Regions from separate parts of the Homo sapiens genome. Here region 2 is linked to region 1. Evidence: chromatin loops called from intact Hi-C (ENCODE). Cell type or tissue: dorsolateral prefrontal cortex. All regions are shown on one strand. Links, peaks and the distances in the headings refer to the core of each region. The heading gives the core; the rest is flanking DNA. Region 1 has its middle 11 kb from the start of KIAA1549. Region 2 overlaps KIAA1549.

Region 1 (5,379 bases), core at 233-5,232:
AGACACATTCTGGATGCTAAATGAGTCGGTGAGATATGAGGAGAGGAAAGAATGAAAGATGATTCAGAGATTTTGGACCATCTGTGGAAGGATAGGAAAAAAAGGAATTCAGCTGGAAAGCCTGGGTGAGAAGCAAAGATGGAGGGTTGGGTTCTGAGTGTGTTGGCTGTGAGGTGCTGGACCCATACCAGGGAGCTGTGCTGACGCCAGCGATGGCGAAGGTGAGCTGAGGGCTTGGAAGATGTGACTCCAGATATGGAATCATTCATACGGCGTCATTAGCTAAAGATGAGAGAGTAAATGACTGCCTAGAAAGGGAGGGGAGAAGGCAAGAAAAGAGGGCCAAGGAGAGCCCTGGAGAAAGACCTTCGTTTTGGAAAGGCTGAAGAGGAGTCCGTGAAAAAGGCAGAGAAAGATCTAGAAAGAAAGCGGAGAAGCACAATGGAAATGTGGTGTCACCAACAGCCTGGGAAACAAGTTTTAAAATAGAGAGGACAGTCAATGTCAAAGACAACAGGACTGAGAAGACCTCTTTGGACTTGCAGATGCAGTTGTTAAAAAGAGACTTTCCTTCTGTGCCTGGCTCATTTTGTCCTCCGGGTTCATCCATGCAGTCTCAAATAACAAGATTTCCTTCTTTTTTAAGGCTGAATAGTATTCCATTGTGTCTGTATACACCACATTCTCTTTATCCATTCATCCCACAATGGACATATAAGTTGATTCCATATCTTGGCTTTTGTGAATAAGCTGCAGTGAACATGGAGGTGCAGATACCTCTTCAACTGATTTCATTTCCTCTGAATGTATACCCAATAGTGGGATTGCTGGACCATAGGATAGTTTTACTTTGAATTTTTTGAGGACCCTTCATACTGTGTCGAAGTGAGGGGGTGGCAGGGGAGGAGAGGCAAACAAAAAGGGGTAAAAGAATGAGTGGGTTAGGAAGTAGTGGAGGCCACAGAAGATGGCGGGTAACAGGGTTGAGATATTTTTTAGGATAGGTAAGACTGAACATCCTTGTAGATTTAAGAGGTGTCCAAAGACAACGAGAGAATAAGATCCAAGAGAGGGATCATCGATAGAGCAAATTCTCAGAGCTAAGAGCAGATGGAATCAACAGCAACAGGTCATTCTTTTGAAATGGCAGCTTCAGCCAGGCGCTGTGGCTCACACCTGAAATCCCAGCACTTTGGGAGGCCGAGGCGGGCGGATCATGAGGTCAGGAGATCGAGACCATCCTGGCCAACATGGTGAAACCCCATCTCTACTGAAAATACAAAAATTAGCCTGGTGTGGTGGCACAAGCCTGGAGTCCCAGCTATACTCGGTAGGCTGAGACAGGAGAATTGCTTGAACCCGGGAGGCGGAGGTTGCAGTGAGCTGAAACTGCACCACTGCACTCCAGCCTGATGACAGAGCGAGACTCCATCTTAAAAAAAAAGATATGGCAGCTTCAGCAGCCCAATGTCCAGTGTCAGGAGAGTGGCTTAATGGCTTGATAAAATCACCATACAGTAACACATGGAAATGTTATACTTCTGTGAAAAAACATAGGAAGTGTTTGGGTTATAATGTTAAGTGGAGGAAAAAATATATATAAAATGGTTTATGAGCTGATATAAAACAATGTGTATGACTGAGAAAGAACTGCGCATACTTAAAATTGTTGTATTGAGGTAATGGGATTATGGGCATTCATCCTCTCCTTTGATGATGATGTTGTATTTGTCTTTTCAATAGAAAATGTTTACAAGAACGAACAATCTTCTTCCAAAAGAAGAGAGAAAGGACAGATTAATCAAGGTAAAGGCCTTAAGTAGTCTCTAAAGTGATTTCTTCCCCGGCCGGGCTTGGTGGCTCATGCCTGTAATCCCAGCACTTTGGGAGGCCGAGGCAGGTGGATCACCTGAGGTCAGGAGTTCAAGACCAGCCTGACCAACATGAAGAAACCCCGTCTTTACTAAAAATACAACATTAGCCAGGTGTGGTGGTGCATGCCTGTAATCCCAGCTACTCAGGAGGCTGAGGCGGGAGAAATGCTTGAACCTGGGAGACGGAGGTTGCAATGAGCCGAGATTACGCCATTGCACTCCAGCCTGGGCAACAAGAGTGAAACTCCGTCTAAAAAAATAAATAAATAAATAATAAAATAAAGTGATTTCTTCCTTTTCAACATCAGTGTCTCAATGTCAGGTGGCAGTATTTGGACTAAAACACAAAAATCCTAAAGAGGAAAAGATAGCATGAGCTAGAGTAGGTATGGAAGGTTTCACAGAGTACGTGGGGCTTAACCTGGGTCTTGAACAATGAGAACAATGGGTAGCATTTGTTAAAGGAAGGAAAAAGAAAAGGGAGAGGAGGGGGTATTGTAGAGGAAAGCAAAGGCAAGAAGACAGAAATGGACAGAATGTGACCTCAGACAAGGCTGCTTAACTAGAGGAAAAGCTATTTGGAGGAATTTGAAGACAAAAGAGCAAATAAATAGGATAAGGTCAGATTTAGACCTGCCATGAGTTAGACCATGCCAAAGACTGCCATGATCTAAACTAAATAACTACCTCAGTCTACCTAAATCACTAGGGAAGACTTTCTGCCTATCGGAAGGGAAGCCCATGGAGAGAGACACATCCTGAGTGCCCATGACCATGGGTAAAACATTTAAACCAGGATCCTTGGTTGGATGAATTGGGCTGGAGACGTCTACTCCTCCTGCACAATTTGGTAGCAATAATGGCAAATAAGAGTGTTCTTGAGGCAGATCCCACGCCTTGCCTCCCTGTCTACTGCAGTTTTTCTCACCTCCTTTGTCTCTAAGCCTCCGCCCCCTAAGACACAAGCTGCCGCAGATCAACTGGCTCAATCCTCTGCCCACATTCTCTATGGTCATTTCCTGCTATAGCCCCAAACCCACGGGCAGCTCTCCCGAGGCATGCCAAAAATCCACATTAGAATCACGGCAACAGTTGGTGAAGGCTATTTTTAGAGTCACCCTCATTCTCTGGCATTATACTTACTCCAACTCACATATGACTGTGTTCTAAAACTCATCGACTCTGGCTCAAACTCAGAATGAGAAGAATGATAACAATCTAGGTCTTCTTGCTCTTCCATCTTGTCATGAGTTTCCATCAATTACATGAACAAAGCCAAACCCACATGAACTATACATCTGTCGCAACTTCTCTGCTTCTCTAGAACACCCCTTTCTCACCCAAATCCCCAGAGACAGAGTCTTCCTAGTATGGAGATGTCTGCTCTCGGGCCTCCTATAGTTGTGGGCATCACTTCTGCAGGAGGCCATCCCTGATCTCCTCATATTGCCCGTGACACCTGTCACTGCATTTACCACATGGAGTTAAAATTGGCCGCGTGGAATTAAATCTTCATTGTCTGCTCCCGACTAGATTATAAGTTCTTCAGGGGCAGGGACCTTGTCATTTTCATCTCTTCATTCCCCAGTGCCTACCGCAATGCTTGGCGGTCATAGGGTTCCATTAATACTTGTTGAATGAATAAATGGAAGTACGTATAAGAACTAAGCTCCAAGCTGGTCTCTTACCCCTCATCCTACCAATCCCTGCCGGCTAAGGTGCTGAACTAACTTAAGTGGGGGGCCTGAGCTTGCCCATAGTTCTTTGCTACCAAGGCCAGGAGGGAAGTACTGTGGCATCTGCGTATCCATCCTGGCACGGACACAGTATAACGTCTCGAACTTCAAGGAATGCCAAGAAATGCTGGATTCCTCTGCTACATGCTATGAAACCAACCAGAGATTGCTTGAGAAATATTAAGGCTGCCTCAGACATGACATTTGCTTGGCCTTGTGCAGAGTTCAGTATGCTACGGTAATTGGCACCAGCAAACACTTATTAAATTTGGTGAACTAAGGCTCTTCACAAAAATAGAGGAAGAACATCTCTGCCCTTTAGGAAATGACAATCTCCAAACAATAAAGTGTGTTTACCAAAATTGAATTTTATAGGCTCTTGGATAAAAATCGTGAGAAGCTGAATGATAAAATTATCTGCCCACAAACAACTCTGTATGGAAGTCATCCACCATTTTAAAGAGAAAATTAAGAAACTTCTAGACTGGCACTGCCCAGAAGAACTTTCTGAGTTGGTGAAATTGCTCTATAACCTTGTGCTCTCCAATGAAGTAACCGCTGGCCACAAATGGCTATTGAGCACTTGCAGTATGGCTGGTGCAACTGAGGAACTGAATTTTTAATGTCATTTAATTTTAATTAATTTTAATTTAAATATCCACATGTGGGTAGTGGCTACCATATTGGACAGTGTAACTCTAGACCATGAAAAAAGTATGATGATGGCTGCCGTGTGGAAAACTAAATACAGAAACTGCCAACATATGACACATGATTCAGATCCGATCACAACTGCTGGACTTGTTTCATGATAGGCACTGATATCTATGGCAAACACAACTCTCTAGACCGGACCTGTGAAATGAGAATAATACAAATAATAGTAACTACCTCATACCCACCTCAGCTTAACCAGTACTGTGTCCCTGTAGCCTTCTGAGAATCAACTTGAAATTCAGTTTGGGTTTGCTGGGCAGTCTCTGCCTGACATGTGGGCCAAAATCGAACTCAGCCACCATCATGTGTGGCCACAGCAGATGTCTGAGAAAGTCCACAAAATAAAAGACATCAGCAGATAAAACATCCACAGTGAAAACGAACACTTCATCAATATAAAAGCAAACTTCCAAAGCTCCCCACTCACCCATCAGATAAAATGCATTGCTGAGCGTGCCAGGCAAAGGTTCTCAGACTCCTGCAGGGAAGGCCAGCTGGTGGGACTGTCCTTCCAGGCACTGCCCCGGGTGTCCCCGTGTCCCTCCCCCTTCACCCACCCTGGAGGCCCCGCGTCCTCCCTTCACCTACTCTACACCTGATGTGCTCGTCCTCACCCCAGCCTGCCCTGTTTGTCCCGCTCCATCCAAATAAGTAATTTTTGTTGGTCTCTTCTTTCTTAGAGCTTACTAGAATTTAATTTTTTTGACCCCAAGAAGCAGAGATTGCAGTGAGCCAAGATCACGCTACGGCACTCCGGCCTGGGTAACAGAGTGAGACCCTGTCTCAAAAAAAAAAAAAAAAAAAAAAAAAAAAGAATACCGTGCACCGTGCCTTAGCAGTATCTATAAAGTATTCTTCTGATGTTCACTATTCGCTCTGTTGACATGATGTAATACATCCAAAGTTTTCTTTTTGATCTCCCAGTCCTGTATGTGGAGATAAGTTCCACCGAGTCATGGTATGGTATACAGTGTAGGGGTTGAAAACATTGGATTTAGATGAAGACAGACCTGACTTTGAATATAGTTTTACTATTTATTAACTGTGTATCT
Region 2 (5,379 bases), core at 211-5,210, 73 kb before region 1:
GACCACATACACCTGTCATGTCTCATGAGGAAAAATGCAGAGACCCTGACCAAGCGGGCCACCGTCGCGGGACATGACCCTTGAAATCAGTCTACCTCTCAGGCATGCCCTCAGGTGGGCACCAGCTTCACGCGGCCACAGCAGCCATGCAACTGCAAGGGAAGCTGCTGGCCAGTCTGCTAGCAACCCAGGCTGTGGTGGGGAGGAGACCAAAGGCTGATACTGGATTCAGAGGATATTTAGTCACTACTTTTCTTTCCTCGGGACCCAAGGAGCATTTACAGGGACCTATAAGAGCAAAGAGTCACTTTACTTTTCTTTCCTCGGGACCCAAGGGGCATTTACAGGGACCTATGAGAGCAAAGTGCAGTCTCCTTTCAAGGAAAAGTAAGAAGAGTAAATGAGTAAGAAATTGCAAGGGTTGCCCTTACATAGTTGCCCAACTCATTGCTTGAATTAAACAAAAAAGTATTTTGTTTAAACTATGTCATCCATGCACCTACTGGGTTATGGTAGGACAAAGATCCTACCAAGAACTTCCAAGGCTTGTTTAGTTCTTGTATTTGTTCTAATATTTATTCTCCTTGTGACTGCTGACTAATATGCACCATCCCGTGCATGCCTCTGATGTACTAGGCAAGGGCTGAGCGTTCTGCAGGGACTAACGCATTTACATCTGAACAACAGCCCAATGAAGCAGGTTTAACTAAGCTCCTTGTTTAATGGGTGAGGCAGCAGACGATTAGAGAGGATAAATAACTGTTCTGAGAACTCGCAGGAGGTAAGCATAGGAGTACTACCTGGGAGTTAACTGAGCCCAGCGCCTCTGCTCTTAACCATGAAGCTCCAAGCCTCACAGGCACTGCACACAAGCTCCTTAGAAAGATTGCCCACCCCAGAGAGGCGGCAGGAAGCTGGGCCTTACCAGTTGTGATCAGATAGGCATCGGGGACTGTGATATCACAAACATATGGCGGCTTGGCAGTAGCCAGTGTTGGTGTGTCGACTGTTGCTTCGAGAGTGAAGGCAGTCACGGGACGCAGGGATGGCAGGGGAGGAGCAGCACTACTCTCTGGGGGGCTCTGACTTGCGGCGTCACCCATCAGGGTGGAGTCGAGGGGACCACCAGTGGCAGCACCGGTGCTGGTTGTGCTCACTTCCGTGGAGGTGTTCAGTGGCACCTCTGTGGGTGTGAGTGATGGGCCCACGACGGTCAGCTCTGTGGGCAGAGGGAAGGGGGTTGCTTCAGAAACAAACGAGGATCCTGATGGCAGGTACGCGTCAGTGATCAACACCGTACCAGTGGGAATGGCTTTGGAGAAAGAGGCCAGGACAGACACGTGACCGTCTAGAGCACTGATTTGGTCGTCAGGAGGTGTCAGAGTTGAGAACAAAGAAGACTCAGTTAAAATGGGCGTTGTGTGGACAGTGGTCAATGGTGATGTTGCTTGAATCCCGGCAGTCAAAATGTCAAAAGACTCAGAGCCGGGGGGCACCAGTGCAGTGACTGCGGATTCATGGGAAATGAGTGAAGACTCAAGATAGGAGGTAGTTTCAATGAAAGCTGAGGTAAAATGAGCTTCTGAATCCGTCAGTGAAACCGTAGACGCTTCAACAAACTCGAGAGAATCAGAAGGGAAGCTTGACCATGGTGACACCTCAGAACGGCTAGGTAGCAACATGATGGTGTTTAAAGGCAGCTCGGAACTTGGCTGGAGCTGCGAAAACTCAAGATTTGTGGAACTGGGAAGAGACAGCTGAGATGACTGCAGATCACTAGAGTCAAACAATGTAAATGTCTCAACCAAGGGAGAAAAAGACTGAGATGTGAAGGGGGACAAGTCACTCGGCATCAGAGACAGAGACGCAGGTGCTTCCGAAGGCGAAGAGATGGAGCCGCTGAGTTCCAGCGGGGGTGTTGAGAAAAAGCTGGATGCAAAATCCAAAGCACCTCTGGGTTTATGCTCAGAAAAACTGGAACGTTCTTGGTCAGAGAAAAGTGAAGACTCCACTGAAGGAACCAGACTATAAGGCGTAAAAACACTCGGGTCTCTGACGGCAAGCGACGGTGTGTTTTTGTTTGCTATGACAGAGAAAGATGAGTCAAGGAGAATGCTGGTGATGACCGAGAAAAATGCAGTGGTCACGCTGGATGGCGTCACTTGGGTTTCAGCAACAGACAAGGAGCCAGCAGTAGGATCAAGTGACGCCGGCACAGAGAGGCGGCCGTGGGCAGGGGGAACCTGTGTGGTTGTAACACTACTCATATCCACCTCGGCAGAAATGCCAACACTCGTCTCTGAGATTTCCATGGATCTAGAAGAAAGTGGGACGATAGGTCTGGAGGGGAAAAGCGTATTAAATACTTGAGGATCTTCCTCAAATTCAGAGAAGTCTGCTACGACGCTACTCATTAGAGAGATGCTGCTTTCTTCCAGCACGGTCATGCACAGAGTCTCGGCACCATCCCCTGATCCCACGTCTTTCTCCATGAGGCTCGTGGCCAGAACTTGCTGAGGTGAAGGCACAGTGCAGGCCGCACACCAAGTGTATGGTCTGAATGAGGACACCGGGCTCAGGATATGAGTGTTGTCCACAGGACCGGGGAGGGCTGAATTGCTATGCAATTCGGATGTTTTGCTGGAGTCGCTAGGGAGAAAGGGGTTAGATGAAACATCAGTTGGTGAAGCAGAGGACGCAAATGCAAGAGGAGTTGAAAGCAATGGAGAATGTGTCCTGCTGAATGCAAGGGCTGCGTGCGATGCAGTCACAGTGGGGTATGTTCTTGGAGAGATGGTTTCTTCTAGGCTTTGACTCAACACAGTGGTCACATCAGTGTATCTGTCTGCACTTGTGGCCCAAACCTCCTCTGGAGGCTGTGAGACCTCCCCCAAGGAGGGCAACGGTATAGTAATGCCGTCGCCTAACGGCTGTGGCATTAAAGACCGGGAGCTTAAAAAAAGGGTGGTTTCCACACCCTCTGTTAGGGAAGCCACAATCTCTGGCAGAGTCCTGCTTGATAAATGACTGTAAGCATCAGTAGGATAAAGCACCAAATTCCTGCCAGGAGTTGGAACGATGCCCTCAGAGGTGCGAAAAGCTGACCGAAAGGTGTGGAAATGACTGGCGGACTCAGCATATGCCGCTGGTTGTCGCGTTGTGTTCTGCCAGCCCGATGTCACTTCTTCATCTTGTAAAGAAACCATGGGTAATGATGGAGTGAGCATAGGTTCTAATGCTTCCCTGGGCAGCCCTGGTGGGCTGACTGTGATATACTGTATTGGAGAAACCATCCGTGGAGTGGTCCAGTGAGTATCTGGCAGAAAGTTATCCATCTCATCGTCATTGACGGCCACCTCTTTACTCGTCACTGACACGTAAGTTGCCACAAAGATGCTGGGATCTGCTGTACTTTTGGTCTGTTTTCCTTGGTTAAAAAAGGCTGTATCAAAAGTAGTGGCAGACGGCGGGGCTGTGACATGGAGAGGACTGCTGTGCTGGGAGCCGGGAGCAGTTTCTGTTAAGGCCACTTGTGCAGCGCTGTGCCCAGTGCTTTTCTTCAGCACGAGCTCCATGGAGTATAAAGAAAGGTTGTGCTGTTCCGGAGAGAGCTCATCTATCAAGAAAATCAGAGCTGGGTTAGTGCAATGCATTGGAAGTCACACAGCTAACGTTTTGTTTCAGGCATGAGAATTTACTCATTTAACAAACATCCATTCACCATAAATATCCATGAATCACCGTCAGAAGTTAAACAGCTAGCTGGAAACGAGAAATTGACAGAATTACCATCAGGACAATATCTGCAAATATTCCTAAACTTGGGCACTGTTTTTACCTAAGCTGTGTATGTGTGGGGGTGGGGAGGGCATATTTACAGTTTTTCCCACAGAACCGTAGGATACTGGAAACAGAGGGGGCTGTTCAGTCCATTTTCTCTCATTTATGACATGAGTAAAGAAAGGTTTCCAGAAGGTAAATAAATCAATTATAAGACCACCCAGACAGAGTGGAACTGGAATCTGAATATAAGGCTTCCTTGACTCCAAGGCCTGTGTGTTTTCTCTTCAGTGATAGGAGCTGGCTGCTACGAGAAATGAACATGACAACTCATTGCATCTCTCACTACCCAAGTAAGAGAGTTCCCCAGTTCCTCAGCTGTGCTCCCCAACACAGTTGCTGAGGCTTCCACATGAAGGCCCCAGGCTTCCTGCAGCCTCAGCTTTCACCATTTCCTGCCCCACTCTAGGCCTTCCCAGCTATGCTCTGGCACCTGCAGTGCCCCAAACCCAAACACTCTCTGGCCTCCATGGCTGTGCACATTCTCACCCCCGCCTGGAATGCCCTTCCCAGCTCTCTACATGGATGGATCCTCTCACCCCCGCCTGGAATGCCCTTCCCCAGCTCTCTATATGGATGGCTCCTTCTGGCCCTTCAGATGCAGCACAGATATGAGCTTCATCCTCGATGCTCTGAAGTTGGATTCGTGCCTCTCCCTAGGCTTCTCCCTGTCCTTATCATGCCCACTGAAATGAACTATCTGATCACTAGATTCTGGGCTTCCTAAGGACAGGCATTGTTTACCTGTCTCCCCAGTGCCTAGCACAATAAGTGCTAGGAGCTCAATTGACATCACTTGGATTGATGAATGAATGAATGAATGAATGAATGAAATCCAAGGATACCAAGTTCTGACAACAAAAGCCAACATTATCCCATCATCCATTCAAACTTTTGTATTCCTTAACTTGTGACTGCTGTCATTATCATTTAGTAAGTTGAGGCCTCTCCACCGATAATTCAGGTATGACATAGCCTAGAGAAAAAGGACAAGTGATGGCCCAGCCACTGATGAAAGCCCAGGGCCCAGGGACTGTCCTCTGCAGCCCAGGCTGAGAACTGAGCAACTATCAAAATGCATAACAACACCTCGTTTCTCTAATCCCAACAGTCTATCAGAACATACCTGTGTGAAATGGTATAAGGACAGTCTTGAATTTACTCTATTTTTTTAAGTAAGTCATTTCTATTCTGTTTCTAGCAACATGGCAGACTAGAGATCTTGAAACTGTCTACTTCAGAACATTTAAGATTGCTTAATAAATGTTTAAAAACCATCTTCTAAGTGACTGGATGGCCTGCAAGACAGTAAGGGGAACGTGCTGAATCCAGGAATAAAACAGGAGCTGCTCAAGGGCAGTGACTGGGGACCCAAGGCAGGTACTGGACCAGCTGGCCTGTTGTTTAGGCCACAACGGAGATGAGGGACAAGTGTTAGCCTAGATAAGGAAAGAACCCAACTGAAGACCATTTTCCAAAAGTGGAGGCCCAGGAAGTGTCATAATCTCAGGGAAAGAGTGAATTAGGAAGAAAAATATC

What was found. Hi-C counts contacts between places; a loop is a spot of excess contacts. Peaks named below come from ENCODE experiments on the same cell type or tissue, not always from the same donor. Only the 100,000 strongest peaks of a DNase experiment are listed, where the experiment ranks them.
Region 2: it touches region 1 in a loop (4-fold over the local background); 7 of 110 quality-filtered maps call a loop at or near these places.

The regions. Positions count from the first base shown.
Region 1 is chr7:138,989,266-138,994,644 of GRCh38, forward strand. No RefSeq gene overlaps it. Among named protein-coding and RNA genes, the nearest start is that of KIAA1549, 11 kb to the left of the region's middle. In dorsolateral prefrontal cortex, for the core only: no CTCF peak of the experiment used is centred there; a DNase peak (open chromatin) is centred at 2,837; H3K27ac peaks cover 468 bases.
Region 2 is chr7:138,915,823-138,921,201 of GRCh38, forward strand. KIAA1549 reads right to left here. Exons shown (of 20, transcript NM_001164665.2): 2 at 926-3,616. Among named protein-coding and RNA genes, the nearest start is that of KIAA1549, 63 kb to the right of the region's middle. RefSeq lists enhancers at 646-1,168, 1,169-1,689. In dorsolateral prefrontal cortex, for the core only: no CTCF peak of the experiment used is centred there; DNase peaks (open chromatin) are centred at 3,100 and 3,480; H3K27ac peaks cover 3,309 bases.